Linked DNA regions of Homo sapiens: region 2 is linked to region 1. A link is a loop called in an ENCODE intact Hi-C map of the cell type or tissue named here. Cell type or tissue: A673. All regions are shown on one strand. Each heading gives the region's core, and the rest is flanking DNA. Links, peaks and the distances in the headings are about the cores only.

Region 1 (16,313 bases), core at 5,082-13,081:
TTACTGGAAATAAATCACATTGTTTTCTTCACAGGTGGCTCAATTTAGCTGTTTAATCTGAGAGAAATGATAGACTTAAGAGCAGAGGAAAAATCTCTTGGTTCATCAGGTTTGGAGGAGTATGAAAAATACTTTATCTCTGTTTCAATATTTCTATCTGATAATCAGTTGTGTAGACTGTAATTTCAGAGTAATTTGAAGCATAGAAAATAGAGTCTTACAAATAGGTGTGTCTTGGAGTGTCATATAGATGGCAGCAGGCTAAGGTATTTGTTTAGAAATAATATTTTGTTTTTACTGTCAGGTTTAATAACTTGCCCGAAATATATGTGTACATATTTTCTCAGACAGTTTTCCAAAGGAAAAGGTCATTCAATTTTGATGACTGGCCGCATAATGTACTCTATTTGGTCAAGGCAGGAAACTAGCTGAGGTAGGAAAAAGATAGTTTAGAAAACCATGCATGCTTTAAACTAAGAATACCTAAAAGTAATGCAAATCTAAATCTTTATTTGGTTGAACTCTATTACAATTATGTAAACTGCAAATGTAAATGTGATGGACACAACTCAAAAGTAAATGTAAGAAAAATATATTAAATTTAATACAGAAATAATTATAATGCTTAATAGAGAACAATGAGTCCATGCCTATGTTTAGAAAATATAGCACGTTAGAAAACACATATAATGCAAGAAAAATTATTAACACTTTCTCATAACAACATATTTTGCATGCAATACCATAAGTTGAACTAGCAAAATAACAAGAAGTATGTGGTTTTAATTGATTTATCTAATTATGTGACATAAAGCCTAGGAATTGACTTAAGGGAAAATCCTAACAGGGTAAAATGCACAGTCTGAAGAGAATGGAAAGCTGGGAAACGTCCTGAGAAAATGCTATACCCAAGAAACAAATGTTTTAAAATAAAAGGCAAAAATAGGCCAGGCGCGGTGGCTCACGCCTGTAATCCCAACACTTTGGGAGGCCGAGGCAGGCAGATCACGAGGTCAGGAGATCAAGGCCATCCTGGCTAACATGGTGAAACCCCGTCTCTACTAAAAAAATACAAAACAATTAGCCGGGCGTGGTGGCGGGTGCCTGTGGTCCCAGCTACTCAGGAGGCTGAGGCAGGAGAATGGCATGAACCCGGGAGGCAGAACTTGCAGTGAGCCGAGATCGCACCACTGCATTCCAGCCTGGGCAATAGAGCAAGACTCCATATCAAAAAAAAAGGCAGAAATAAATGAAATTTTAAAAGTGATGCATTAACAATACTTTTAATCTGTAATGTTACGATAAATCGGCATTCTGATTAATTATGAATTAGAACTTTAGGCTGAATGTGCTCAAGAGCTTTTTGACTTGAATGTTCCATTTCCATGTACCATATTTAATGTGGGCGGTGGGGGGAACAATGACCATGTTGGGGCCCTAGTCCATTCGCAGTGCCTGTCTCTCTGTTTCTAGATTCCTTGAAAGAAGAGACTTATGCTTGTGGGTGTGTATCTGCCCTTCCACCTCAGGGCTCCACAGCATTTTGGTAAAACAGGCGTTCAACAGACATTTATGCAAGACATCATTGATCGTTAACAGAGGCAGTTCTAGAAAGCTACCGACACCTCTCCACAGGGTCTGGAGTAAATTGGGAATGTATAATACTTTCTGAGCTACCTGAGGTAGCTATGAGGAAGACAGGACAAGATGGTAAGGATGGAGCTGAAGAGGAATACAGGCTAAAGGGAAAGGATCAACTACTCCCCCCATTTCACACCCCTACGGAAAAATGCTGTGTTGTGTCCGACACTGCTCCAGGAACTTGGGGATACAGCAGAAAACAAAACCAAAATGGCGGCAAGGAGGAACCTAAACTTTTAATCCAATGGAGGCAGACAGATGATAAATGCAGTAAATAAGTAAATTTTGAGTTTCTCGGAGGGATAAAATTGCTTTAAGATAAGAAGGATGGGGCATGCATTGGTTAGCTTGTAATTTAGTTATCAAGGGAAGGAAAAGTCCAGGTATTGAGGACAGCAAACACAAAAAGCCTTGATGCAGGGGTGGGTCTGGTGGGGTTCATGGAATAGTAGACTGATTTTTCCCTTCAAGTAGGTAAGAAAGAATAATAGACCTTTGTGGGTTTCTGGCTATTTCTTGACAAAAGCAAGCCTTATTGGTGCATTTGCTTTAAAGACATCTGAATTATTCTACCAGATAAAAAAACAAGAAGGGCCTACAATCTGCCCCGTACACAGATGACACTAGAAAGGAGTCAGGCCTGCTGCAGGCTGAGGGTGGGAATTTTTCATGGCAGAGATGAAAAGTCGGAACAAATCATTAAGGCTTAACTCCAAGAGAGAAGGCCACAAAGGAGCTGTCTTAAAAGAATGACGGAGGCACAGCTAAAGGAGAAATGTGAGCGTACCCAAATGTAGACAGGAAGCTCAAAAATCAGTAAACTTTGCATTTGGTAAAGGCAAATGGCATTGTAAGGATTTGAGAGATAACCTTTCTGTCTCCTAATGCATGATTTCCTTATTCTAAATTATTCCATGTTACGGAAAAATGGAACTAAGGAAAGGAACTAATGAGTGCTATATAGGCAGAAACCCCATTTCTTGAACGCAGTTCCTGTTTTAATCTCTTTTCACCTCTTCCTCCAATTATAGATGTAGTTTCCTTTTAACAGTATTGGGAAAGTAGTTGAAAGTGTCAAAAATCAAGAGAAAGGTGAGATGAGCTGAGGTTGCTTCTCTGAGAAACGTCTCCACAAGCTGCCATTTTGATGAGGAAACTGGTGACTCATTAGAACGTCTCTTCTATATGATGGCAGACAGGCTGGTTTGCTGACTACAGGGATAAACACAAATGACAACATTTCACCACGTTAATAGACAATAGAGTCACGGGCCAATTGGAGATCAGCTCATTTCAATGCAGAAAATGATTACACATGCAAACAAACAAAAAGTAAGACAGGTAAACTCCTTGGCATGTAATACAGCTCTGGATTATTCAATGTAATGATTTGGGGAGTGCAAATGCTATGACTTCTTAATCCATGCATGGATTTTTATACATGGATGTATGTTCATGTAAATATATAGTGTTAAGCAGGAGATCATGTTTCACACAGTCCTTCTCCTCTTCCTTCCTCTTCTGCAATAGTGGATAAAATTAGATTATTTGAGAAAATGATATTAGCACTCATCCAAAATATGGGTATGGAAATGTAAATAATAATGTATGCGACCAGAATTTGTAACCTTGAAACAGTACAGGTTTTGGTTGAGAAGATAATACATCAAACTGCCTTAAAACTCCCACCACTTTGCCCCAGGAAAGTTGATTAAAAAAGATTTTGGATTTTTTTTGAGTCAAGTGGGTAAACTCAGAGATATCTGTAAAGCTCTCTGTCCTGAATTCCTTAGCAAGGTGAGAATCAGACCTCCAAGGACCTGGGGTAACCTGTCTCATACTACCTGCCAAAAAGTGTTAATTTCCTGATCACTGAATATGTCTAAGTGAATTCTTTATTTTATTTTATTTTATTTTATTTTATTTTATTTTATTTTATTTTTTCAGATGGAGTTTCCCTCTTCTGTCACCCAGGCTGGAGTGCTGGAGTGCAGTGGCACAATTTCGGTTCACTGAAACCTCTGCCTCCCAGACTCAAGTGTCCTCCTGCTTCAGCCTCCAGAGTAGCTGGGACTACAGGAGTGCACCACCATGCCTGACTAATTTTTGTCACAATTTAAAGACATTAGAAATGTATTTATGTCACCTGAGAACTAGCTTTTTCTGGCTGCAGATATGTTAGCTTGCTCAACTCCTAGATTTCCAGAATAAACTCTTAATTTCCTCTTTAGCTAAATGATAGTGTAGTTCAGAGGGTATGTTAGATGACCAATGAATGCTTTTTACATCTTAGCACTATTTAGCCACTGCCTTGCCAACCACAACCCAAACTCCAGATTCAGGCCTACCGTCTTTTCTTGACGCTCTTCTAGAGAGAGAAGAAAATGTTATTGATCCACAACTTTGGGGAAGATAAGCATGAGGCAGAGTCAGCTTGGAATTGAGTGAGTCCTGTGAAGGTTTTCCATCTCAGATGCCTAACAGGGCCTTCACACATGAAAATTATTAAGTTTCACAATTATGTGTTAGTTTAAGCAAATACTTGGAAGGCAATTCACAAGTGTATTTAGGCCTCTTTATAAGAGGGATTGCTATGCACAGGGGGATTTAAAAAACACCAGCTTTACTGGGCTAGTTTCTTGTGTAACGATTGTAATATATTACATTTGCATATATTTTAAAGCCAGCAAAACTCTTTCACAAATGGCTTGTCATTGCCAAGCATGTGTTAGAAATGATTGAGAACTCTACAAAGTGAATTAAAAGTGCAAAAATGCTACATATTTTTATCATGAAAAATGAAACCAAATGTTTTAAAAGCCGAATATTTTAGGACAATATATGGTAATAATCAATCAATGGTTTCAGCCTTAGTTTTACTACTGGTCTACTTTGGGCTTAAAGTTGACGTCTCATTGCATTGAAAATTATTTGATAAGAGAAAATAAAATACATTTTACCAACATGAAAGGGTACCAATAACAAGAAAATTGTGGACAGGTGCGGTGATTCACGCCTGCAATCCTAGCACTTTGGGAGGCCGATGCAGGTGTATTACCTGAGCTCAGGAGATCAAGACCAGCCTGGGCAACATGGTGAAACCCCGTCTCTACTAAAATACAAAAAATTAGCTGGGTGTGGTGGTAGGCACCTGTAATCCCAGCTACTCTGGAGGCTGAAACAGGAGAATCACTTGAACCCAGGAGGTGGAGATTGAAGTGAGCCGAGATCACGCCATTGCACTCCAGCCTGGGCGACTGAGCAAGACTCAGTCTCAAAGAAAAGAAAAGAAAAGAAAAGAAAATTGTAAGGAGTTTTCTCAATTAATAACCCAAATAAGAGAATTCTTTCCATGTATCAATCATGATACTAAGCACTTTACACACATGTATGTTATGTAATCATTATATCATGCATGCAAGGTAATGAGTATTATTTTCCTCATTTTATAAAAGAGGAAACTGATGTTTGAGGCTACTTTGCTTAAGACCACAGAACTAGCAAAGGAAAAGAGAAGTGAATGTATCCCTGATCCCCTTTAACACTTCTTACACAGCCTCCCCACAATGTCCAGTATTAACTTCATAAATGAGCCATACCACCAATATGAGAAAATAAGAAATGTCCACATGTGCCAATTATTCATGTATGATCTCTTAGCTCCTTCTATATTTTGCCCTGTAATGTTGGCATTGAGACGCTGTGAACTGCCTTTCCAAGATTCCTTTCTTAGCTGGCTTTTTGATGGATTCTGTCAATATGAGGCACTACAGGAAAATTGGAATGAGAGAGACGACAGAAGGGACTTCTGACAGCTACCATTGTAGTACCAGTTGAGCTTCCTGGCAGCAGTTATTTCCAGCCTCCAGCTTCTTCAGGCATTCTCAGAACCAGTGTTATCAAACCTTCTCCAAGGTATCAGCACCAACTAGTCATGCTCAGTGGGGCTCCTCGTCCAAGCTCCTTGTTCTTGAAGTTCAACACTTCTCTTTGTTCACTCAGCCCTAGAAGTGATTGATGGCTCCGTTCGTTATCTTGGTTTCTTCGGTGTTCTTTTCTTCTCTTTTTCTTTTCTTTTTGCCTCCTCCTACTACAAAACCTGTACAGCCAATTTCAATAAGCTCTATTCAAATATTTGGTTTGGTTTCTCTTTTCCTGTAAGACCCTGGAAAAAACAGTACTTGGTACCATGAATAAGACACTCAAAGGAGATATTCTAGGATTGATTTGGTTATGTCTTTGCACATGAGCACAGCCAGTGAAAAATAGGATACTGCTGATCCCTGTCATGCAGTGACAGTGGGATGAATTAAATTATCATCTTTGTTTGCATAGAGTGAAGCACCTTTTGAAGCAAGTGCTTTGGAAGACCAAGTAGCTGATGTGCTTACTGTTATTATAGTAATAATGACCACAAGAATTACATGGTGGGTTGGCTGCTTTCAAATGCATGGAAGAGTTTACAAGAAAAAAAAAACAACAAGTCCTGTGTTGTAAAGCAACAGCTCAAGTAAGGGCCAGACAACCAGTAAAGTTATTACAGTACAAATACCCAAGAGAGGTTGGAATTATTTTCTTCCTCATGATGGTAAAGCAAAAATATTACCACTCAGGGAATTATAGGAATCACTGTCATTAAGAAATATTTGAAAGATACAGATAGATTCCTACCTCTATTTAGATTCCTAAATAGAGACAGGAAATAGAGATCCCTATCTCTATTTAACTCTGTCACTGGGCCAGAGCAAAAGGATATTGGAGAATAATGGTGGATTTTAATTAATGTTATAAGGTTAACCAATTATAGCAGTTGCTCCAGATATTAATTATTTATCAGGGTAAGCCAATACATCTCCCAACACCTGACACTTTTTTTTCTCTATACCAATTTGTAAGGACCACCAGAAGCAGTTTGCTTTCACTTGTTAGGAGCAACAGTACACCTTTACTGTCTTGTCTCAAGGCTATGTCAGATATCTTACTCTTTGACATAATCTAGTTCACAGAGGTCTCGATCATAAGCATATCCCACAAAACATCATGCTGTTCCTCTTCATTGATGGCAACATGCTGATTGGACCTCATGAGCAGGAAGTAGCAAGTACCCTAAACAATGTATTAAGACACATGTATGTCAGAGAGTAAGAATGAAATACCCAAAAAATTCACAGTCCTGCCACCTTGGTGAATTTCAGGGCATCCAATGATTTGGAATATAATAGAATATCCCTTTAAGTGAAAGATACTTGCTATGCTTCACACTGCATGGTAGGCTCTTTGGATTTTAGGGGCAATGTAGACCCATTTGGGTGTGCTAATACAACCCATTTATTAATTTAACTATAAAGTGACCAGGGCTTAGTGAGACCCAGGGGAAAATGTAGCATTTCATCATCCAGTGTGCAATTCTGTTCATTCATCCTTGTGACTCAGAAGATGCTTGGGTACTCCTTGTATCTGATAAACAGGCATGTTGTGTGGCGCATCTTACAAGCTACAATAGAGAGATCACAGTGAAGATCCACAGAGATGCAGCTAAAAAATATATATATGATACCCTCTTTGGCAGACATCTATTCTCATTTGGAGAAACAGCTTTTATATTTTGCTGGGCTCTTATATAGCCTGAAAGCCTAATCATGAGACATCAAATGATGACGTAGCTTGAGATTGTTGTCATAAAACTGGTGTTCTAAAAACGGGTGTCCTTGGTCAGGCGCGGTGGCTCAAACCTATAATCCCAGCACTTTGGGAGGCCGAGGCAGGTGGATCACCTGAGGTCAGGAGTTCAGGACCAGCCTGGCCAACATTGTGAAACCCCATCTTTACTAAAAATACAAAAATTAGCCGGGTGTGGTGGCACGTGCCTATAGTCCCAGCTACTCTGGAGGCTAAGGCAGGAGAATTGCTTGAACCTGGGAGGCAGAGGTTGCAGTGAGCTGAGATCGAGCCACTGCACTCCAGCCTGTGCGTCAGAGTGAGACTCTGTCTCAAAACAAACAAACAAAACCTGGTATTACTATAAAGCTTCATGTACACAACAGCAATTCCATCATCATTCCACCATCAGGTGAGAACTGTAGATAAGATATATACCTTGAGCGGATCTGAAAGCTACGTGTCAGGATCTCGGGCTCATAGCTCACCTCTACCTGCTTCATTGCCTCCTCTTACTCAATCCGTGCCTCTGACCTCATGACAAAATGTTACTGGGAAGGAAAAAATCTTGGGCCTGACTTACAAATGTTCCCGCACAACATGTTTGCACCTACCAGAAGTGGTTTTAGTACTGCAGGTACAAATAGGGAAGTGCCTGAAAGAAAATCCTCGCAGTGGACAGAACTTTAAACTGTGCATTTGGTGATCCACTTTATCTGGACTGAAAAATGGTCAAGGATGTAGGTATATGTTAATTCGTGGGCATCAGATTAGCTAAATGACCAAAAATTTGCAAGGGAAAAGATTGATAGTAAGGAAGTCTGGGGAGAGGCTTATAGATGAAGCTCTTAGAATGGACACAGAGTTTAGAGATTGTTTGGTCTTGTGTGAATTTCTACTACATGGCATTCTTTGCAGAATAGGCTCCCAATCATCAAATAGAAAAAAACTAAAAATTTCGTGGACAAAGGCCAACCCTCCTCACCAGGAATACCTAATTAACTATCATGGTATTCCACCTAACATTGCTTCTAACCAAGAGACACATTTGTCAACAAATACAAAAAGAGCCTTAGTGGCCTCATGGACACAGAATTAGCTAATCTTCTCCATCACTCAGAAGCAACTGGTCTGATAAAATGGTGGAGTATCCTACAGAAATCTCAGTTGGGAGACAACACCCTGAAAAAATGTATAGGATGTATAGAAGACTTCATTTATAAGATGCAATATACTTTCTTGAATAGTAACCAATGTAAGATGCAGTTTCTCCCATAGCCCAAGTACAGGAATTGCAGAATCAAGAGGTGAAAATAGAAATGATTTCTCCATTACTTCTAAAAAAAATCCACTTACAGAAACTCTCCTGCCTTTTAAACTTTGCTTAACTAAAGGTGTTTTTCCCTAAAAGAGGTATGTTCCCAGTAAGCAACACAACAGTTTTATTGAATTGGAATTTGAGACTGTAACTGGGCCAATTTGGGTTTTTAATGTCAATCAAACAGGCAAGGACGAGGCCATTTCTACTGGCTGAAGTGATTTCCATGATTGTCAAGAAGAAGTTGGATTGTTACAATGCAATGAGGGAACAAAGGGTGTCTGGAAGTCAGGAAATACTCTGACATGCTTCTTAGTACTTCAATGTCCAGTAGTAAAAGTTAATTGAAAATTATAACAACTACATAAATACAGTACCACCACTGAAGCTGCCTGTGGAGAAAGGCAACATGAAATGGGTAGTGGAAGAATGATGTTATAAAGACTAACAACTGCTTTGTAACCAATTACAGCAAAAGAACTGTAGCAGCTTAGCAAGTTGTTTCTGTACAATTTTATATTCATGTTATATATTCATATGAGTCAACTAATTCTACCTTCCACCTCTTCTCTTACCATTTTCTGAGTTTCTGTCTCCAAGTTACAAATCAAGTAGGAAGTTAAGACTGCACTGGGGCTAGGCGTGGTGTCTCACACCTGTAATCCCAGCACTTTGGGATACCGAGGCGGGCAGATCACTTGAAGTCAGGAGTTCGAGACCAGCCTGGCCAGCATGGTGAAGCCCCTTCTCTACCAAAAATACAAAAAAAAAAAATTAGGCGGACGTGGTGGCAGGCACCTGTAATCCCAGCTTCTTGGGAGACTGAGGCAAGAGAATCGCTTGAACCAAGAAGGCGTAGATTGCAGTGAGCCGAGATCATGCCACTGCACTCCAGCCTGGGCCACAGAGCAAGACTCAGTCTCAAAAACAAAACAAAACAAAACAAAACACTATATTGGAACAGGAAAAAATATCTTCTAGATATGAGTTCAGTGACTTCCATGAGGTAGGTACCATCACTATTAGGATTTTGAATGTCTGCTTGTGGGGGCATGGATGGAAACACCTTTGTTTGCAGGAGAGACTGTCTTCCTATTAGAGCAAAGCATAAAATTGTTACTGTTGCATGGTGGTTCAAACCCATGTAGAAGGGTGAGTATTGGTCCTGAGTGTCCAAAGCGGTGACCATGCTAGTTATTTGTCTATTGTCACTCAGTTACAAATCTAAGCTCCTATATTCTGCTATGTGATAATAGGGCTGAGACTGGAAAAATTACATTTTGCTGATACCTTTAATGCTGAATTTGTCCTCAGTTCTGACAACAGGAAGCTCTAGATGGAGAATGGGACATGGACGTCAAAGAAAAATCGCTTTCTCCCTTCCCTTTTTTTCTTTAACTTTTCTTTTTGCTTTTTGGCTGTTTACTATCATCATCCCTGCAGCACTGGCGGTTAGACATTTGCCCCAGCAGCAGCGGTTGGCTCCAGCCTCCAGCTTTCTTTCCCCACCTTAGAAGCAGCAGCAGAAGCAGGATGGTAAGCCCTGCAGAGTTTTGAGCACTATATTCCGAGCACTATATTCAGAGAGCTCTTGTGCTCTGTAGTTAATGTTTTTTTTTTTTTTTTTTTTTTTTGAGACAGAGTCTCACTCTGTCACCCAGGCTGGAATGCAGTGGCATGATCTCAGCTCACCACAGCCTCCGCCTCCTGGGTTCAAGCGATTCTCCTGCCTCAGCCTCCCAAGTAGCTGGGATTACAGGTGCCCACCACCACACCCAGCTAATTTTTATATTTTTAGTGGAGACGAGATTTCACCATGTTGGCCAGGCTGGTCTCAAGCTCCTGACCTCAGGTGATTCACCTGCCTCCACCTCCCAAAATGCTGGGATTGCAGGTCTGAACCACCCTGCCCAGCCTGTAGTTATCTTTTTTAGTAGGCTAAAATATTGTCTTTTTGTTCTTTTGGCCCTCAAATATTTCCCTATATTAAACAATTCACTTATATCTTTAAACTTATATCTTTTAAAATACCTCAGGTAGTTTTTCTCTTTCTGATTTGATCCTGACTCATAAATGACAGATAAAACATGTTGCTATTTGGGTTTTTTGGTGTATATATAGAAATATTTAGCAGTATTTAAGAATTACCTTTAGAAGTCCTTTCTTTGTTCTAGTAAATCTCTCATGTTAAGTGGTTAGGTGAAAGTCATAGACCCAAATTGAATAGGTGAAAAATGTTGGAACACTCAAAGTAAGATTTCCTTCATCCATTAGGAAAGACTGGTAAGACACAAATGGAGTGAGTATTTTATTACATGTGCTTGGAGATGTCAATGGTTTACAAGATGTGGCTTGCAAACTCCTGATGGTTTCCAAGACATCTTCACTGGGTTTGTGAGTTCACACCAATTCTCATAATAATACCAAGACATTATTTGCCATTTTCACCATGTTATCATTTGCATTCATTTTGCAAAATAAATGGAGCATAAAACTGCTGGTGCTGTTGCTTGAAACAAGGCCATGGCACCAGCCTCAACTTGCCTGTATTCTTCACCACCACACACTCTTTGATAAAAAAGAAATGACCATCTTACTTAAGAAAGTCCTTGAAAGAGCAGTAAATATGTTTACTTTTACAAAAGTTTGGCCCACACATAGAGATTTTTTTTTTTTAATTTCTATTCAACAGAATAGGCAGTATGTACCAAGCACTTGTGAAGTCTGTCAAATGGTTGTCACGAGAAAACGCACTGGTGTTTGAGTTGCATTTCATAAAGTACTATTTTTAATTAAGATAATTACTGACAGACAAAACATAGTTTTTTGTCTTAAGTATTTGGCAAACCTTTTTTAGAAATTAATTGTGTCATCCTATCCCTTCAATAAGAGCCATTGACAGTTTTTGTTACCAGGAAAAGTTGAGCTATCAAGCAAATATGAGAACTTTGAAAAACTTGGGTCCACTTCCACAAGCATGACAGCTTCTCAAAACTTAAAGACTTTGTTGATGTCAATGGTAATGTTAATGAATGTGGGTTTTTAAATATTTTATGATAAAATATGTCAACATTTAGAGTACCCACATAACTTAGTGAGCTAATATTTTATAAATAGTCACTGCATAATATAAAATTATACGTGGATAAAACATCCATTCAAAGTGCAAGATTCAAATAATTTTAATGTAACCAGAGCTTATTAATGTTTGTTAATATAGTTTATGATTGTACTTTGCAATTAATCTTTTAAACTACCATTTGTTGAGTTTTGGTGTAATATCAAAGAAGAACATCCACTACTATTTGAAAGAATTATTAAAATGCTTCTCCCTCATCCAGCTAAATGTATGTGTAATGCTAAGTGTTCTTTATATAGTTCAACAAAAGAACATATCACAATAGATTGATTTTAAAGGCAGATATGAAATCCCAGTTGCCTTCTACTAAGCCAGACATGAAGGAGATGTGTAAAAATTACCAATATGCCACTTTTGTTATTATTTTTGTTTTTTCATTATAAGTGTTGTGTATTTTAACATGTAATGGGTTTCATATTATTATTTTAAAGTTACTTTTAAACATTTAAAGTAATTATCAGTTTTAACTTCTAATCTGGTAAATATATATATATGTGTATATATGTATGTACATATATGTATATTATTAGCCAGGCGTGGTGGCAGGCACCTGTATCCCAGCTACCTGGGAGGTTGAGGCAGGAGAATCACTTGAAACCAGAAGGCAGAGGTTGCAGTGAGCCAAGATCACGCCACTGCACTCCAGCCGGGGCAACAAGAGTAAAACTTTGTCTCAAAGAAAACGAAAAGAAAAGCAATTCCTGTTGATTGATGGATAGTACTACTGCCCAGTTTAAATAAGTATTTATATTTAAATACTTATTAAATAAGTATTTATATTTAAATACTTATTAAATAAGTATTTATATTTAAATACTTATTTAATAAGTATTTATATTTAAATTTATTAAATTTATTAAATACTTATATATTTAAATACTTATTAAATAAGTATTTATTAAATACTTATATATTTAAATACTTATTAAATAAGTATTTAATAAATACTTATTTAATAAGTATTTATATTTATATTGTATTTATATTGTCATGAAAAAAACAATCAAATAGCTCAGCAGTTCTCAAACTTTTGGTCTCAGGTTCTTTTTCCCACTCTTAAAAGTTTTGAAAATTCCAGAAAGCTTTTTTTGTTAGAGTTATATATATATATATATATAGTATATAGTGTGTATATATATAGTATATAGTATATATATAGTATATAGTATATATATAGTTTATTTTATATATATAGTATATAGTGTATATATATAGTATATAGTATATATAGTATACTATATGTATAGTATATAGTATATATAGTATACTATATGTATAGTATATAGTATATATAGTATACTATATGTATAGTATATAGTATATATAGTATACTATATGTATAGTATATAGTATATATAGTATACTATATGTATACTATATAGTGTATATATACACTATATATGTGTGTACATATATACTATATATAGTATACATATAGTGTATGTATGTATGTACATATATAGTATATATGTATATATGTACATACATATTGTTAGAGTTATATATAGTGTATATATGTACGTACATATATACGATATGTATGTACATACATATATATTTTATATATATTATATATATATATATATATAATATATATAAATTCTAACAAAGAAAAGCTTTCTGGAATTTTCAATAACTTTTAAGAGTGGAAAAAATATCCTGAGACCAAAAGTTTGAGAACTGCTGAGCTATTTGATCGTTTTTTTTTCCTGGCAATATAAATATAAATATAAATACTTATTTAAACTGGGCAGTAGTACTATCCATCAATCAATAGGAATTGCTTTTCTTTTCTTTTTTTTTAGACAAAGTTTCGCTCTTGTTGCCCAGGCTGGAGTGCAGTGGCACGATCTTGGCTCACTGCAACCTCTGCCTTCTGGTTTCAAGTGATTCTCCTGCCTCAGCCTCCCGAGTAGCTGGGATACAGGTGCCTGCCACCACGTCCAGGTAATTTTTGTATTTTTAGTAGAGATGGGGTTTCACAGGAATCATTTTTCATTAATCCCTGGCCAAATTTAGAAGTTAATATTCAACTTGAAGATGAAATGCTGTGAGACTCAAGCAAAGTTTATAAACTGCAAGAATCCTGAAGTTGTCTGATAAGATTTTGTTGTTCATCGGTATGCATTTTTATATGCAGTGGTTTGCTTTCAAAGATCTCTTTAGAGTAGAGGTTTTTGTTTTATCACCATAGCTTTTTTGGTTCACATATGCATATGATTTCATTTGTACTGGCTCTGGAGTCCCTGGTTTGTCTTCTGAGTTATTTAAAAATCAGGCTGATCGCATTATAGACATATTGCAATCCACAGTTTAAAAGAGACCAGCACAAAAGGAAATTTCCTTCCCAGTATTATGAAGTCACTCTACAGCCAGGAGTTCAAATAAATACTCTGTCTATCTTTAAAGAAGTTCCAGTAATTATTGCAATCCAACCAAACTGTGAATTCACCTCTAAAAATAGCCTTTTGGGTGGCTGTATTAGTTAAGATAAAGCAATCCTTGCACATGTATATGTTCAAGGCTAACGAGAAGTGCCATCTGTAGAACTGGGATATTTTCACACTCCTCTCTATTATACAAAACAATAAACCCTCTCCAGCTGATTTCTCTCATTGTGAAATGCAAATTGCCTATAAAAGTCCTCAGGGTGTGAGAAGACACTTATCAAACAGACATTACACATGCATTCATAGAAACTATGCAGCCTCAAACTCTATTTTAGATGCATTAAGAACCAGAAAACATAGGTGCGAACCTGTTCACGGTAGCTATAATAATTATGGCCTGAAGTAGCTATGTTGGTTAAGATATGTAGATTACTGCTCCCACTAACTTTTGATCTACTACACACCTGCCTCCTACCAAGAAAGGTAAAATCTTCAGAACCAAAGAAAATGAAACAAAACACATTATATGTGAGATTTAAAAGACTCCTTTAAATGATGAATCTGGCTTTTACCAGTAAGCTAAATTTTACATGTGACATATTCAATATTATTCATACTTGGCTTATTGCTTATTGGAGATGTGTGCATTTTCTTGTGTGATAAATGTACTGTTGGTAACAGGTAATGCAAGTTCTATGGAGTTATTAAACTTGAAGAATCCAAGTAAACTTACATCCAGAAATTGCCTGGTGCCCATGGTACATAAATAGCCAAACAGAAAAAGAAAAGAAGCAGAAGCAGAAGAAGAAAGAATTGTGTTTTACAGAAAAGTATTCAGTCCTGAGTTTGTAAAGGAAGAGAAAAAAAGTCTTCAAAGGAATTGGAATAGAATTTCAACTGAAAAATACAATTAAAATATTAAAGTTTTAAAAATATAAAATTACCTGAGGATGTTCTAAGAGAAGAAATCTTGGAAATCAACAGGTTAACTTGTGATGCATTTTTATATTTCTCATGATGCCTAGGTCTTAGATATTACAGGCAAATACCAAAACACCAAATTATATTTTTATTTCCTAAAATAAATGAATGAATGTCTTAAAGTAAATGAATGAATATCTTTAAACAATAAAAATAGAGACACTTTTTAAGCATAAACTGAAAAAAAAATCTTGTTTAGATAAAACATCTGAATTCTGCTTTCTGAGGGAAATATTATGCATAATTATTTCCCATTATGGGATTTCATTTGTTTTCAAAGGACCAATTCTAAAATTTGAATTTGCATACCAGCAAGCTAAATTTTTTACAAATCTCACCCTGAAATTCAAGTCCCTTGTTCTACCAGGGAAGCAATTAAGGTCCAATCATTTTTAATGCATCATAAATAATCTTCACACTTGCTGTTAAGTTAATTAATATAATCAGTACAACCAAATGCATCAAAATGAAGCTTATTTTGCAAACATGCAAAACGTTCTGCCTCATTGCCCAACTACCAAGATTAAATGACATTTTGCTAACAACTTTTTCCAAAGTGAGTCCAAATTTCATCTTTTAAAAGGGATCACCAGAAATAATACAACTATGTTGATATATATTCAGAATGACTAGCCAGTGGAAGTGTTGGTGATGGTGTCTCGTCCACCCCATTACACCTAAGTGCACTGAGATTCATTCAAGTTAGAGGATTTGATTTTTTTAAATACATGATAAACAACAACATCATTAAGGCATTATAATATGTCTTCATTTGTACCTCATTTTTTTCCAATAAGGATTTGAGACTGTTTACAAACACTCATCTAGCAAGAGAGATACAGATGTTCTTTGACTTATGATGGGGTTACAGACTGATAAACCCATCATAGGTTGAGAATATACTAAGAAATGAAAAGCATTTAATATAACTTGCCTACCAAACATCACAGCTTAGCGTAGCCTTCCTTAAACATGCTCAGAACACTTACATTAGCCTACAGGTGGGCAAAATAATTTAATACAAAGCCTATTTTATAATGAAGTATTGAGTATATCATGTAATTTATTGAAGACTGTACTGAAATTTAAAGCCACAATGGTTATATGGGTATTTGAAGTATGGTTTCTACTGAACACATATCGCTTTTAAACCGTCTTAAAGTCAAAAAATTCTGAGTCCAACCAT
Region 2 (16,313 bases), core at 3,179-11,178, 59 kb after region 1:
GAAACCCTGTCTCTACTAAAATATGAAAAAAATATATATATATATATACACACACACATAAATATATATACATATACACATATATATACATATACACACATATATACATATATACATATATACACATATATACATTTATATATATACATATATACATATATATAGAGAGAGAGAGTTGGGCGTGGTGGCGTGCGCCTATAGTCCCAGCTACTCGGGAGGCTGAGGCAGGGGAATTGCTTAAACCTGGGAGGTGGGGGTTGCAGTGAGCTGAGATTGCGCCACTGCACTCCAGACTGGGTGACAGAGTGAGACCATCTCCAAAAAAAATAAGAGTGCCTTGCTCTGGTGGTCTGAACCAGTCATCACCCTTTTTATCTCATTATTCTCTTTCCTTGGGATTACTCCCCATCTTCCTGTTTCTTGGCTTTGATCACTCCCAATTCATTCCCAGACGACTCATTAGGACTGATTCTTGTGTCAGGAGACTTTACTCATGCTGAGCCCTGAGTTCCCTGGGAAACCCACATCTCTTTCCTAATAGGACTTTGTGTTGCAAATGAGAATGCCTGTTTTGAAATGAGCATTTGCGGACTCTGTTCTTTTTCACAAGCATTTTTTTAATCTATAAATTTAATATGTATCTTTTATTTTTTTCATTAAGGGCTCAAAGGACTTGTCTTGATCTGTAGTTTTGGCTACACCTGCTTGGGAAAGTGTAGTCTGGGAATTCCTGCCGCCACTAACTCACTGATTTCCACTTGCCTGAGATCTATTAGGATTCCTCCATTGCAGATGTTCTGACACACTGAAGCTATGCCTTACCTGACAAGCTAATACCCAATTCCTTCTAGAACTCATGGATTTATATTTCTGTTCTCTCCCCACTCTTGTCCAGACCTTTACATCCTGGATTCTTTACCATTTCTGCCCCCAGGACTCTTGGATATTGCATTGTCACTCATATCCATAAAACACGTTAGGAACTGGACATTAATATGTTAATGTTATTCAAAACACATCCATGGAAGCTCAAGTGCAAGGCATATACTCTAATAAGTCTTGGGGATTCAAAAATGAATGAGAAACCATGTCTTTTCCTCTAAAAAGCAATCTTGTAAAATCGCGTCCAGAAGCTTCCAAGACATTAGAGGTGACGTTGAGTTTGTAAGCTAACATAGGGAGTCAATTTCTTGGATGGCAAATGGAAAAAATCCTTGAAGCCTCTAGTCTGTGAATGGCTGGGGTTGGGCTTAAGAAGTTCCTGGGAAGAAGCTTGCTGACAGTGTAGATACTCCCTGGACTGAGTCAGCCTTTCTGGATGTGATTCTAATAATGGGGTCCACAGTTGGAGAGGGAAACCCCATTATCAGAGTTCCCAGCTAGAAGAAGACAGACAGCCAGTGGGGCGAGTGTCAGAAGGTTTGTTTTCATGTCTGTTAACCAAATGGTGGCTACTGGAAAAGTGAAAAAAGAGTGATCAAGGAAAAGGCAAGGCCAGAACGGACCTGAGGAATGAAACACCACCTCCAGGGCACAAGGTCCCCCAGCCCGGAAGCTGCTTGCTGATGTCCAACTCCACCCCTGCCTTCTAACCCTGCCGTAGCCATCCCAGTGTCCTGTTCTTCCTATGAAAGAAAAAGTCAAATGGATGAGCCACAATGTCCCTACTAGGGAAAGAGAATCTGCAGGGTAGGGAGAGAGATAGCTATATAGAAAGATACAAAGAGATACATAAAAAGAACAAGGCATAGAAATAAACTAACAAAGAGTGACAGCAGCAGAAAAATAACAAAAGAACTGGTTGCTTCCCCTAGGAGAAAATCCAGAGTGCAGAGCAGTGATGAGGGGATTGGAGGCAAGCAACAGATAGAGAATGCCAGCAGAAGGCAGAAACAGAGGTGTCCATGTCACAGACCTGGAGGGATTCAGAGAGGGCAAAGGGCAGAAGCGGGACTTTAGCCATAATATTCTGTCCCAGTGAGCCCACCATCTGTCCCTAGCATGCTCATGCTTCTCCCCACACATTCACAGCTCCTGCACAAAGACAAAACCACAGAGGAAAGCACTCAGAAAGGAGCAGGATGAGGGAATGCAAAGAAAAGGCAAATGAGGGAAGCGTTGAAAGATACAGGTAAGAGAGAAGGGGTTCTGACCTTTGGGGTGGAGGCCAGAAAGATGCCCAAAAGGCTGAAATGTGCCCCACAATCATCACAAACCCCACCTCCAGGCAGGCTCCTGGTACACAAGGAAGCAAAGGAGTAAAAAGTATGAATCGCCTGGGGCCACTGAAATATCCCCGGAAAATTTCTCTCTTCAGCTTTTGAAATAAGTTATTCTAACTCAGAGCTGAAGACTCTTAAAATTCTTTTGGGTACTATCCAAAGTCTAGGTCCCCATCATTGCCCCTTGCCCTACTTAAGGCAGGAGGAGGTGTCTGGTATCCACTAGACACCATCCAGTAAAGTGCTCTTGAACTCAGGAACTTGTCTCATCTTAGTACAGTGAGGGAGTGAGGTGCTTGCTTCATTTGCAATCACTGGCCTTTGGCCTGGTGTGAGGTCCTAATCCTGTGCTCTGGAGCGGAGAGCCAAGCCTCTGTGCTCATCCCAACAGAACCTCTTCCGGTGGCAGCAGGGAGGGAGGGGAGACAGTTGAAGTTAGAAGATGCTTTGCTGTATTCACCAAGTCTTCAAAACAAGAGCACTGAAGTGCTGGGGACTGTTTCTCCTTGACTTTTTAGCCTTGATACAATGGCCACAAAGAAGAGCTCTTCACAATAGAAGCTTGTTATGTTTGCTTTGCCATCATCCACCATAAAGCCTGGAATACAACCTTCTTCCCTTTTCAGTAAACATCTACTGAGTAAATCACACGAAGGTATCTGCTTTCTCAGGAATTTTACTAAACTACGGTTTGATGGTAAACTCAACTTCAGAGGGCTTCAACTGTAGCTTGAACCAGGTTTCTTCATGAGAAGATATGGGTGAGAGAGAGGGGAACCACAAAAAAACCTGCATCATAATTCAGGTCAAAGCCCTAGGACCAAGTGTAAAAGCTAGGCCCAGATTTTCCTTCAGCTGGTACCTGGAATTGGTCTTGATCTGTTTATTGTAGGAGACACGTTCCATTGTAGGTCCCAGAGCAGTGCAGGCACAGAGTTGTAGAAAACCCACAGCAGTCTCAGACTTTTAGAGAAACTGCTCCAGCTTTAGGGTTCATGTCCTAAAAAAAAAAACAACAACAAAACAAAACAAAACAAAACAAAAAAAACACCAGTCCCAGTGCTCATCTACTCGTTTCTCTCCTTTGTCTTCAGATTTTCTTATCCTTCCTTCATGCTTTAGTTGGCTTTCTGCTGACTTACTTAATAGATACATGAAAACACTTGAGAACTCTTTATCTAAATTCATTGATGAAAATCACTTTACTTGGCAAATATTTATTGAGCTTTATCTTATATTGAACTCCTAGTAGTGTTGAGAACTCAAATTCAATTGAGAATTTGTTTTCCCCCACTGAGAATGTCACTGTTGAGAAGGGAAGGGCGGACTGTGGGAAAGGAGGCTGGAGTCAGTCAGGGAGCAGAGTGTCCTTTAAGGAGTCATCCTATGGGAATTTGCAAATCACAGTGGGGTTCGAGAAGGTCACAGTGGGTAACTTCTTTCTATTCCCAGTTGGAGAATAAAGAGCCAGATGGTCAGGATGATGAACAGGGAACTCCCCTTTAGATGTCATTCTTCTCATGGCAAGTGATGGCAGTGGTAGAGGCAGAGGCTGGGGCATGTGAGAAAGTGGGAAAATGAGATTTCCACATGGTTTTTGAAGGAGGGTGATCCTGGTTGAACCAGTTGCCTCTAGGGTGGCAAAACGGTGCCCTGTCCCTTGCCTTCTATTCTCACATTGCCCTGTTGACAAAAATGGCCAAACTCCATAAAATAGTTGAAGAGATTTATTCTGAACCAAATAGGAGTAACCATGGCCCATGACACAGCCCTCAGGAGGTCCTAAGAACATGTGACCAAGGTGGTCAGGGTACAGCTGGGTTTTATATATTTTTAAGGAGGCATGAGACATCAGTCAAATACATTTAAGAAATACATTGGTTTGGTTCAGAAAGTTGGGACAACTCAAAGCAGGGGCTTCTAGGCTATAGGTAAATTTAAATATTTTCTGGTTGACAATTGGTTGAGTTTGTCTGAAGACCTGGGATCAATGGAAAGGAATGTTCAGGTTAAGGTAAAGGATCGTGGAGACCAAGTTTTATTGTGCAGAGGAATCTTGCAGGTAGCAGACTTCAGAGATAGAGAGCAGATTGTAAAATGTTTTTTTATCAGACCTAAAAGGGTGCCTGGCTCTTAGTTGATTATCTCCTGGATCTTGAAAGAAAGGAAGGAAAACAAAGGGGAAAGGGGATTTTCTATAGAATGTGGATTTTTTCCCACAAGAGACTTCGCAGGGCAATTTCAAGGTATAGCAAGAAAATATATTTTGGGGTAAAATACTTTGATTTTCTTCCTTGTTACTCCAGAGTCAAATTGGAAAGTAAGTCATGATATACAGGGTCAAATAAAACCCATCTGATGAGATTTATGGCTTATAGGGCATGACTCCCCAGACCCCTTAGGATAGGAATTTGGGCAAGGTAAAAAAAAATGAGAGCTTTGTCTTCAGTCCCTTTGGCCATTCAGGCTCCAATCATCCCTTTCTGTCTAAAAATTATATTAGATGAATAAAATAAGAGGCAAGCAGACAAACTAGGAAGAAGGAAATGGGGGAGACAGAGAAGTCAATTTTTTTCAGATGTCTAGAAAGACAATGTAAAGGTATGTTGACCATAAAAAGAGAGCAACACAGAAAAAGAAAACTAAAGATGCAGCAGGAAAAAAAGCAATGCAGGGAAATGTGATTTGATGGCAGAGGCCCAAAAAGGGAGGCTCCCGGACAGATGGAGGAAGAAGCACAGACATGAAGGTGGTGGTACTGTCGGCCATGCCAGGCCACTCTCTTCCCCTGAAGGCAGTGCCTGGGGCAGCTTTATTCCTTGGTTCCTAGAAAGGGACATGAAATGTGATTTGACAGAGAAGGTACATCCAGAGAACATATAGGGGGCAGATGAGGAAGCTGTCACAAGAGCATGAAGGATCTGAAGGTCCAAAGTATGCCCACCACTTCCTCACTTCACCTGAACCCCAACCTATTTCTGTACCTTCACCCCAGCTGTAGATGAATCATGGGCCTGACCCAACTGAGCTGAAGGTAATAAAGAGAAGAAAGAAAGGTGATATGCTGGGGGCTCAGACTGTGGCATGCTGTGTCCGAGCCTCCACTTCCCTTCCTTATCACAGTCTAATTTGATTTCATTAACACTGCCCCTTATCTGGGGGCAGCATTTGGGGAGCTGACAACCAGAAACTCATCCTTTCCTCTTAGGGGTGGTTGCTGGGAGGGGTTGGGGTGGGGAAAGTAACAGAAAGCATCAAGAATATGCCTGTTGGATCAGGGTTCATGCCCTTGTTAACACACTCAAGACTATTAAACAAATGTAAGAATCCCTCTCTGTCACCAAGATAAAGCTCAAGCTCTTTATATACATGTCATGCATAACAAGATATATAAAAAGGTTTCTTGTTTTGTTTTCACTGTGGTTTAACAAGCCAAGAAAGAAAAATAGATGGAAAATTTCTCCTATCTTTTAAAGTAAGGAACTTGACTTAGAAAGGAGGCAGCCATTAATACCAATTTTGTGAACCTTAGTTCAGCACTGATATGAATGGTCTAAAAATGTTGGAAGTCTGGAAAAGAAAAAAGACTTTTCTGGAGAAATGTCTTGAAGTGGGGGAGCATTTTTGGTATTCCTTGCTGGGAGAGAGGAGTGTATCCCCCATGAACTCACACTGAAGAATGGCCACAAAGAATGCTGGTGGATCTGTCCCTTGAATTTTGCCGGGCACGATGCCTTGATATCTGACCCCAGGGGAAGAAGTGGAGGCTCAGGCTGAGGCTGCCAGGCAGAGAAAGACTTGGTTTCCATGGGGGCTGGCCGTGCCTCTATGGAAAAGGAGTAGAGCCGGTGTGATTTGCTATGTGGCACTGACCAGACCTGCCACTCAAGGGGAAGCCCTGTCCAGGAGCCGTTTTTAAATCCCATCCAGGAGAGTTTCTAGGAAGCAAGTGTTGCGGGTAGGGAGGGAGGAGTGTTTGACTGTAAAAGAAGAGGCAATTGCTGACCTTGGGATGTGATTTACCCACGGCTGGGAGGGTGCAGTTAGACGTGGTCAGGGCACCAATCTGAGGTATACTTAGCGCCCTGGTAAGGGTCAGCCCTGAGCATGTACCACAGCCAGATCAGGGGCAAACTAATCCACTTCCCCATTCCTCAATGCTGGGGTCCACAGTAAGGCCAGCAGGGATGAGGAGAAAGAAGCAAAGCTCAAAACTGCAAACCACACCCTCATCTCCCACTGTGAGTACCCGCCTTAGCCACTACTCAAGAGAGGGAAAACGCTCTAAATGAAGTTCACAGTGTTGACTCTTGCACAGGACTTGGTATTCTAGTTACTGAAATAGATCTGTCTTATGACTAAACTGACTCCAGGACTCGTTATTACCTGAAAGTTTCTGGAAAAATTCTGGAACTGGCCCAGAATTTCACCCAAAGGAGGGAAGGCAAGAAATTGCATCACAGGGAAGATTTTACCTCCTCAGTTCTTCTTGGAGATTCGGTGGGGGGCATTTGGGTCTTGTAAGTGGTCAGTGGAAATTTCCTTTATCACTTGCCCTGGGCTTTAGTCTCACAGCAGCATGTGTTAAGGAAACACTTGGAGTTTTCTGAAAGGCTACTTTTCTCTCTGTGTTGACCTAGCCACGTATTTATGGCTCTGCTAAAATAGACATCTTGCCACCGTTCTTCTCACTCCTTTGGAATGAGATCCTCTGGAATGCGCCCTAGGCTTGACTTTCTTCTGAAAGTCTTCCGGAATTTCCCCTGGGCCAGGAGAGACTCACTCCAAAGACTCCCCTGGCACCCCTGATTATCTCTGTGGTTGGGAACTCATCACTTCCTTGTCTTTGGTTTCTCCCAAAACGCTGTAAATTCCTTGAGAGCAGGGACTTTACCTGTTCACTCATCCATTCCCAGGGGTTAGAAAACACGGCTTATTGTAGATGCTCAGTTAATGTTTGTTGAATCAATGCATGAAGGCCCCAGGGGGAGATGGCTTCAGGGTGGCTGGACCCCAGGAGATGGCTTTAGGGAAGCTACACCCTGGGGGTCTAGGATCCTGGCTTCCAGTGCCCATCACCAGTGAACTGTGCCTATTATAGACATTAGAACAGTAGTGTTCACTGTGATCAAAGACCAGAGTTTGTATAGTCTCTGAAACATTTGGCAAGAGGAACAGAAAAAAGAGGGCGCCCTCAAATAAGTGATGATAAATTTTGCTTATGCCAAAAGGGATGGGAACTCAGAGGCAGATTTTATTTTTTTTAAAAAGGGAAGAAAAAAGAAGTAAATAATGTTGCATCACTTGAATCTGTGTATTTTTGTGGAGTAAGAATTTTAACTGCTAAACCTGCTATACTTGCAATGTCTTTAGTGAGTGGTTGTACTCAGAATTTTTCTAAAAATGTCTTTTCAGCTCTGCTGAAGAGACTTAATACAAATTAAAGCTCTGTTGGCTTCAGGGATCTCAGAAATCCTCTGTGACTACTTACTAAGTCAGGACCATGGAGGGGGATCCAGTAAGCAGGAAATCACGTCAGAGACAAGCTATGAAAATTTGGGCGAGGACCTGACATAGAATTAAAAGATGCCTTTCGTAGGTGCGTTAAGAAAAATTAACTCATTTGTAAACATTCATTGAAGCAATAATGTAGTAAGTTCAGGAAAAATTTCTAGTAAGCAAAACATGGCTCATGGGCAACATTTGGAGGAAACAACGATGATTATGGTCATTATTAGACATCCAAACGGCAAGACAATGGCTAAACTTAGTATAAACCAAAGTCCCCGAGGGCAGTAGTAACAACAGAATGCCTCCAATGAGTGTTTCAATAGGCTTTGCAAAATACTGAGTGTCATTGTATGTATGTGAGGCCCTTAATAAATATCCTTTAGTGGTAGGGGAAATGGGCCAGAAATGTTCAGCAGCATTAAGAAGAGTATTCGTTCATTTTGAGATGACTTCTCAAAGCTGCAAACTAGCCAGTTGTGAGCTTGCATTTGAGTGCATGTGATCCTGCTCTTTTGGTGAAAAATTGTAGCCCTGTTTTGTTAAATTGCAGTCTCCAGGGTTTCGGTTCCTACTATGAACCTAGAGAACAGGCCAGAAGCATGTTGCACAAGGCTTCCGTTTTCACTGTCCAGTGACTGGTATCCAAATTCCCAGATTTTCGCAGTAAACTTCACTCAGTCTTGTTATAATTGTTATCTGTAAACATTTTTATTCAGAATGTTCTTAAATGAACTCAGGGAAAGCTGTGCATTAAATAGACATTTAACAGATGGTCAAGAGAGTAGTATTCTGAAATTTGGTAAAACTGCACTAATGATATTTATATACTACACTGGAGAAAACAAAACAAACCAAATTAAAATCCAATATTCGTATATTTTAAATTATCATTACTGTCCATAAAACTATTTGAAATAATAATTTCTTGTTAGTTTTAAAAATGAAAAAATATTATTTTATATAAATCCTCCAAATCCCAAATCTTCAAAATCCAACAGGATATATATTGAAAAGAGTTATAATTTCTTTAAGTTATTAAGAAATTGAGATATCTCATGAATAATATAATTTAAAAATCTATTGGCTAGTAAGTACTGGCAAAGTGAATATTTAACCAATCTTCTGAAAAAAATTAAATAATACAAGCACTTAAAAGTCTAAGATTCTAAGACAATGAATCATTTTGAATTGGCCAAATGCATCATAATTTTTCCAGAAGCTTGTTCAAATTTTATTTCCCATTCTTAGAAAAATACAGAAGATAAAGCTGGGTATAGTGGCACATACTTGAAGTCCCAGCTGTTTGGGAGGCTGAGGCAGGAGGATCGCTTGAGTGTGTGAGTTCAAGGCTGCAGTGAGGTATGATGGTGATACTGTACTCCAGCCTGAGCAACAGAGCAAGACAGGAATCTCAAAAACAAACAAACAAAAAAGATTAGACTTTATGGGATGACACAAAGAAAATCATCATCCCATCTTCAATTAATGTTGAACAGTGTCTTAAATAGTGCAGAATGAATGAATTTTATGGGAGTCAGTGTTTCCTAGTTTGAAAGTCTGATTATTTTCTGTCCTAAAGGAACATGTTAGAGGGGGTCTCCAGAGTTGCTGAAACCCTTACTCCATATATTGCAAGAAAACTCCTCGAGTGTAGTTTCTGTGTCTGATGAGTATCTCTCTGCAGCACACAGCCAAGGGCCTGGACCATAGAAAATATCCAGAACTGAGGACTTCTCCTGCCAAGCCCAGGGAGTCTGAATGTGAGTCCAAGGCTGGCAGCTTTGTATGACTTCAACCATCACACATATATTGTGAGAGAGAAAATGAGGCTTTGTGTCTCTTATGCCTCTGATTTTTAGAAACGGGTCTGGGCAGTGTCAAAGAGTAAAACAGCCTTTGCGCATCTTAACCACAGGTGTTTGCCTTGGCCTCAATTAACACTGCACTGAATCACCCAACTGAGAGTTTGCAGTCACTGGGCTAGACTCCCAGAGACCGACTCAGGCTGTCCTCAGGCCGCGTGAAAGCCTAGAGATATCTTGGTCAGCAGCTTCGCTGGGACTCCAAACTCGAGAAGGGGAATCAAGCAAGGCACTTTGGCATCACCAGTGTGAAGAATCTCCAGCAGGGGAGGCAACAGAGGTAGCAACATTGTGGCCACGGTTGTGTAGAATGCATTGCATCCAGCACACTGGCACATACATGCTTAAACCACACACTTGTGTGCGTGTCCCTGCACCAGGGGCAAAGCTCATCCCTAGTTTATGAGTAGTGCCTGACAACTGGCCCCTGTCCTTGGCCAGTCCCAAGCCCGTACGGGCAACAGGGCACGTGTTTTTGAGCCTCTCTCCCTCCTTTCAGCCCTCTCCAGGTGTCTTTGGGAAGGATTCTTGGAGCTTCCCCCTGTCGAACTCGTCTAGGATCTCCATGGGCGAGCGCGGCTGGCGGCTGGCTAGCCTGGGCGGCCTGAGAGCGGAGCAGGCTCTGGGCGGGGCTCCCGAGGGTCTTGGCGCGCTGGCCGCCACCCACCCTGAGGCCGGAGGGGGGCGGGGGTCACCAAAGGCGGCGGGCCCGTCGTGCGGGGCTGCAGGGATGCACCCTCTCTCCCCTATTTTTTTTCATTGGCCGGTTATTTGCATATTTCAATAATCTTTGCAGACATTCCATTGACAGCAGTATGTCAATCATACAGGTAGATCAATGAAGACCTAGGTCAACAATAGATGTCTATATAAACGTCTGAAATAGCAAAAGTTGCTGCTTATAATGTTTGCATTCATGTTGTGGTAGAAAGTCCATTAACCAGAATAATTTTTCAGAAAACTTCCATATATTAAATTGGATGGATTATTTAAGGAGTGTTAAAAGTTTTTTAAAATAATAGAATACAATAATATGTATCTATATAACCACAGCTTGGGAGAGTCTTTTCCATGCATGAAGCAATTGAAGAAATCTTAAAGAAAAATCTTGGTTAATTCTATCCCACAAAACTGCTAAAAGTTATAAAAGCTTAATTTATGGTGAGAAAAATACCAAAAATATTAAATTTATATTTTCTGTTCTATTGAAGCAATTAGAACAAATGCAATTTTAAAATATTTTAACCAATTTATGAGTATAAACTCTTGAACTGATTAAGAATGGATCATAAAATAAATTTACATTCATGATACAGTTTTAGAGTGAGAATGTAAAATGAGATATTGAAGGCGTGTTTTCTAATAATGAACCTCAATGAGGCTTAAGAGAGTGAAATAATATCCTTTGGATTAATGTTTAATCGAAACTAATATTTACTGCTCTAGTGCATTCAAGAGAGCCTGTTACTAGGTTTTTGAATGTATGATTGTGTTTCAGAACCAATTTAAAATAACTAGATGAGTGACTTTAGAGAAAATGACAATAAGGTTGTATAGAAATAGATATTTCTTTCGAGGTTTTACTTTAGAAAATTTGAAAAAGTAATTTCTATTCTGCCACAGTTGTGTGATCCTCTCTGCATATAAAATGGTATTTCCTCACTTATAAACCCCAAACTCTTCTACAGTGAAGGTAATACACGTTTAGAATGAACACTGGGATGTGCTTAAAATACTCCCTTGAGATGCTGGTTGCTTTCCAGAGGGCAGTTCTCTGCCTCATTGAATGGTGGATTCACTGGTTGGAGTGCGTGTTTTCTTTTTTGATAGACACAAAACCCACATACTTTGAAAATCTTCTGTGTTAAATGTTCTGTTCAAATAAGAGACTTATCCCAGAAACAAGAGGGTCCTGGCCACAGCCATTCATTACATAAAAAGGAAAAGAAAGTAGACATTTTAGGTACCTTTATCCTTGCTTCCTAATTGGCTACCTAGGCTTGCCAGGTACGGCAGAAAGATAATCAGACTTTCTTTTTACAGGATATTAAAGATGAGAAAGGCCTTGGAGATGATCAAATCCAATCCCTTTATTTTCTAAAGAAACTGAGGCTCGGAATAATTGACCTGACAGATAGAAACTGATGGAAAATTTTAGTTCTGTTACTTACTTGCTGTGAGACCATTTTGAAAATAGACATCATATCCTGTTTTAATTACCCTAGACTTCAGAAATAAGCATTCCAAGATAAACCTATCTGTATCTGGGGGAATAAGAGTAGGCTCAGTTGACAGAAGACAATAGGAAAAGTAACACATAAAGATGTCACCAGAAGACAAAGCTCTGGATTTAAGATTTGGAAGTTGGAAAAACTCTTGGAAGCTTAGCAAAATTGTATATAACCAGGCCCATATGAAATGGAGTGCTGTTGCAAGTTACTGTGCTGAGGAAGTTGAGGCTCTAAGACCAAAATGTTGGCAAATGGCTTGGATTTGGAATAATGAAGAAGAGAGGCCAAGAGCCAATCCTAAAGTAATGACAGGAAGTTGGTGGGTGTCCCAGAGAGAGGTCACTTCTGGTAAGGAGCATAGGGAGAGAATGGAGGCAGAGGAGTCCTGTAAACTAAAATCCAGTGATTTGGGAATAAAATGAGCCTCCCAGTTTGTTTGAATAAAGTACTTGAATCCAAACCAACATTTTCTTGCTCCCAATGCATATATCAGGATAAAACATTTTGACACATCGTAAAATGCATATAATTCATAGATACAATACTTTACACAAGAATATAACACATCATATTGTTCAGATACTCATATGCCTAGTGCTAGGCATTCAAAAATATTTGTTGAATAAATGAAAACTCCCAGCTCTGCCACTTACTTAATTAACCACAAAAAAAATTGTGTCGTCAGTAAAATGGATATGGTGATACACACCTCGTGGAGTGAGATAATATACATGAAGTACCCGGAACATATTAAGCATTTGATAAATAATAGCTGTTATTGTTGTTTTAAGTATGGGTCAAACATTGTTGTAAATGCTTTATAAGAATTTAAAATTTATACCACAGAAAACATTTTCTATGTCCTGTGAGAAATATGTATGTTTTGTATTTTAAAGAGAAAAATGTGTTTAAATAACCAGTCAAGTGTCTGATACACATCATCTTGACTGTATATTAGATTAATTCATCTATAATTAATATGTTAGTCATTTCCAAGACCAATGTAGTTGTCTACCACTTCCTAGCACACCTGGGCTGCACAAATATGTGGGTCTGATATAATGTCAGAAATGCAGGAAGCTATATGAGATTCCAGCCCTCTATTTTTCCAAGTGTAAAAGAACTTATGAATCAAGAGCCGAATAAAAAACATAGTACTCTTTCTGATAATCTGTCAACAAATTTGCAATCATGTCAGGCATGTTATATGATTACGAATTGCTCAATGCTATTATGAAAAGTATTTTCAACAAGTGAAACTTCTGGAGTTCTCTGCAGTTCTGGGATCAAACCTCAGTGCCTTGTCCTAACGTCCCATTAGGACAGAAGTGCCCTTCCTGAGAGTATGGCAGCATAATGACATTCTAGCACCTGGACCGATTACACTGCTCTCCCTGAAGTAGTGGATTCTTTCATCAGCAGGAGAGAGAAGGGTGAATTGTATAAAGTGGAGCCTGACAGTGTGTATTTTATTCTTTAAAATAAAAAAATTAAGAACATAAAAAACTGTTTTCCTTTATCTCTTCTTTTCAGAATGGGGCAATGGTATCACCAGGGTTTGGAAACTCAGAACTAGATCAAATCTCAACTCTTATCTTTTCACGGCTGATGCTGAGAATGTTTGGCTTTAGGGACTTGCATTTTATCTTCTGTCAAATAGGGAGAGTGCTACCTTTTCAGCTAAAATTAAAGTAATACGAACACATTTGAAAATATTAGGGATGATCAACTATTAATTTCCCCTCTTCTCTTTCATTCTACTCTGGTTTTTTTTTTAGAAAAGCAGAAGTTGAAACAGTGTTACTAGCTAAGTCCACAGCAGGATAAACTGATGATGTAAATTTTGTGGGCTCAGAAAACTGAGCCCACAAAATTTGGCAAGGATGCTAAATTTCATCTTTTTGTAGCAAATCTTAGTCAAGATTAATAAGACAAATAGAGGATCATGCACAGTTTAATCTCATAAAACTCAGATGTTGACATTTTCAAATTGTTATCATGAAACTCAGGAGAACCATAAATACGATCACCAATAATGACTTCACTTGGGATGTTCAGGTGGAAACAAAACACTGTTGAGGGCACAACTGGTGATCCAAAGACTTCTAGAATGGTCATGACCTAAGATTCCTGCAGATTGAGGCACACTGTGTAATATGGTTGTATTTACCATAGAACTGGATGAGTGCTAAGTTGTAAGGTCAGGTTGTGCCTTTGTTAATCAGAAACACTACATTGCCATCCCCATTTCCATGCTTTGTGTGTTTCTAAATACAAGGGTCAGGTTTACATATGTTAGTCCCAAACAAGGTGAAAACATAATTAGCAGCAAAATAGAAAATTTTAATAAAACCCACAAAACATAAGAGAGCCAATGATTCTTAACAAATAAGAAATGGTTTGCTGGAAATCTCTTGTTATTCCTTAAGTACAGGAATATGCAAGCTAATAATGAAATTTCTTCTTTTGATGAAAACTGTAAAGGTTTACATTTCATATTGGAGATCACTGAATTGATATGGTTAACTCTTCTTTTTTTTTTTTTTTTTTTGAGACGGAGTCTCGCTCTGTCACCCAGGCTGGAATGCAGTGGCAAGCTCCGCCTCCCCAGTTCACACCATTCTCCTGCCTCAGCCTCCTGAGTAGCTGGGACTACAGGCACCCGCCACCACGCCAGGCTAATTGTTTGCATTTTTTAGTAGAGACGGGGTTTCACCGTGTTAGCCAGAATGGTCTCTATCTCCTGACCTCGTGATCTGCCTGCCTCAGCCTCCCAAAGTGCTGGGATTACAGGCGTGAGGCACCACGCCCGGACGACTCTTCTTTTTATGTAGATAATAGATCTAAAGTTTTTGAAATCCTGTATAAACAAGCTTCCTTTTACCAGGCAGTAGCTATAATTTTCTTCCCTTTATTGCAATATCAATATTTGCAGTTTTCCTATTTTTCTTTTTCTTAAAAGTATCCTTAAAGACAGAAGACATTTTAGTAAGTAATCATGGAGGCATCTCCCACTCAAGACTAAGTTTGAATTAATGATTTTTTTTTTTTATACCTTAGGTCCTCACAAACAATGTGCTGAGCTTCATCTATGTCAAGAATTAAAGGATTTTCATTTGCTAGGCCTTTTCAGGTTATGTATCTTTAGGTTAAGAAGGAGGTTCAAGGATACAAAATGCTAAAGCTATGGCTCAGGTGGCATTTATCCACATGGGGATGCATGCTCCTTCTAAAGAAAACAAAAATTGACAAGTACAAAATCATGTAATCTATTAAGAATATTCAATGACTATGTTTTCTTGAGATAAATAAAACTGCTTTTCGCAGTGTGGGAACTCCTCAAAGAGCTAAAAACAGAACTAACATTTGACCCAACAATCCCATTACTGGGTATATACCCAAAGAAATATAAATTGTTCTACATTAAAGACACATGGTAGGTGTATGTTCAACAGCAAAGACATGGAATCAATCTAAATGTCCATCAGTGGTAGACTGGATAAAGAAAATATACATCATGGAATACTATGCAACCATTAAAAAGAACGAGATCATGTCCTTTGAAGGAACATGGATGTCTTTGAAGCCATTAGGTTTCACTCAACATATCTAGATATGGATATATGTTCAATCTGATATCAGTGTCACTTATTAAATCTTGTTCATTATTTCTTAAATAGTTCCTCTTCACCATCATCTCTTTGCTGCTATTTCTAATTATTTTTCACTTATCTCAGGGTGTTTATTATGCCTGTGAGGGAAAAGCAAGAAATGGTGTTGTCCGGATTGCTATACTGAAATGACTCTGCCTCCATGAAGTCCTTTCTTACTTCAGTCCTAAAACTATGGGTCCTAGGCTTTGCCCTTCCTGGCAATGCCCGGTTCCCTAGAAATAAAAATGGGTACCTGGGAAACAATTAAGGAAGAGTGAAAACCTAGAGAAATAAGGATAACAAGACACCGAGGCACCCTTCCTGCTGCTGTAGCAGTTGAGCAGCAATTGTAAATAAGTAGTTTCTCCTATGTGCAGAGATATGGCTCAAACCAAGGTGGAATTCCCTGTGTCAAATGAATACATGGTTGTCATTGACCAAAGTACAGGTGGTACTTGGTGTATTTTTTAATAGAAAATGATATGCTCTGGATATGAAAAGTATTTTGTACAAGAATAAAATTTTAATCCTTATAGGCCTAGATATTTTTTTAAGTAGTTTTTAAAACAAAAATATACAATTTAAAATTTATTTTGTTCCAAATTTTAAGATAATCTTTCATTTCATACCCGCTCATTGCTAGTTGTACCAACTGTATTCCCTTGCTAGTACTTTTTTTTTATTGTTAGAAACTCAACTTTTATTCTGAGTTAATCCTCTAGATAAAGTCTTAAGTCTGCCAAACTACTATTCCCCCCACCTTTTCTTTCCCCAACCATCGAGCTCATTCTAGGAAGTATGTCACTCTACCAAAAATGATTGAGTTGTGTTGGG

What was found. A loop is a pair of places that touch in the nucleus more often than their neighbours do. Peaks named below come from ENCODE experiments on the same cell type or tissue, not always from the same donor. Only the 100,000 strongest peaks of a DNase experiment are listed, where the experiment ranks them.
Region 2: it touches region 1 in a loop (2.1-fold over the local background); 2 of 110 quality-filtered maps call a loop at or near these places.

Annotation. Positions count from the first base shown.
Region 1 is chr15:96,819,644-96,835,956 of GRCh38, reverse strand. No RefSeq gene overlaps it. Among named protein-coding and RNA genes, the nearest start is that of SPATA8, 44 kb to the right of the region's middle. In A673, for the core only: no CTCF peak of the experiment used is centred there; a DNase peak (open chromatin) is centred at 8,926.
Region 2 is chr15:96,758,564-96,774,876 of GRCh38, reverse strand. It overlaps SPATA8-AS1 (SPATA8 antisense RNA 1), which reads left to right. Exons shown (of 4, transcript NR_102753.1): 3 at 2,032-2,131; 4 at 2,741-2,872. It also overlaps the pseudogene FAM149B1P1. Among named protein-coding and RNA genes, the nearest start is that of SPATA8-AS1, 17 kb to the left of the region's middle. In A673, for the core only: no CTCF peak of the experiment used is centred there; no DNase peak of the experiment used is centred there.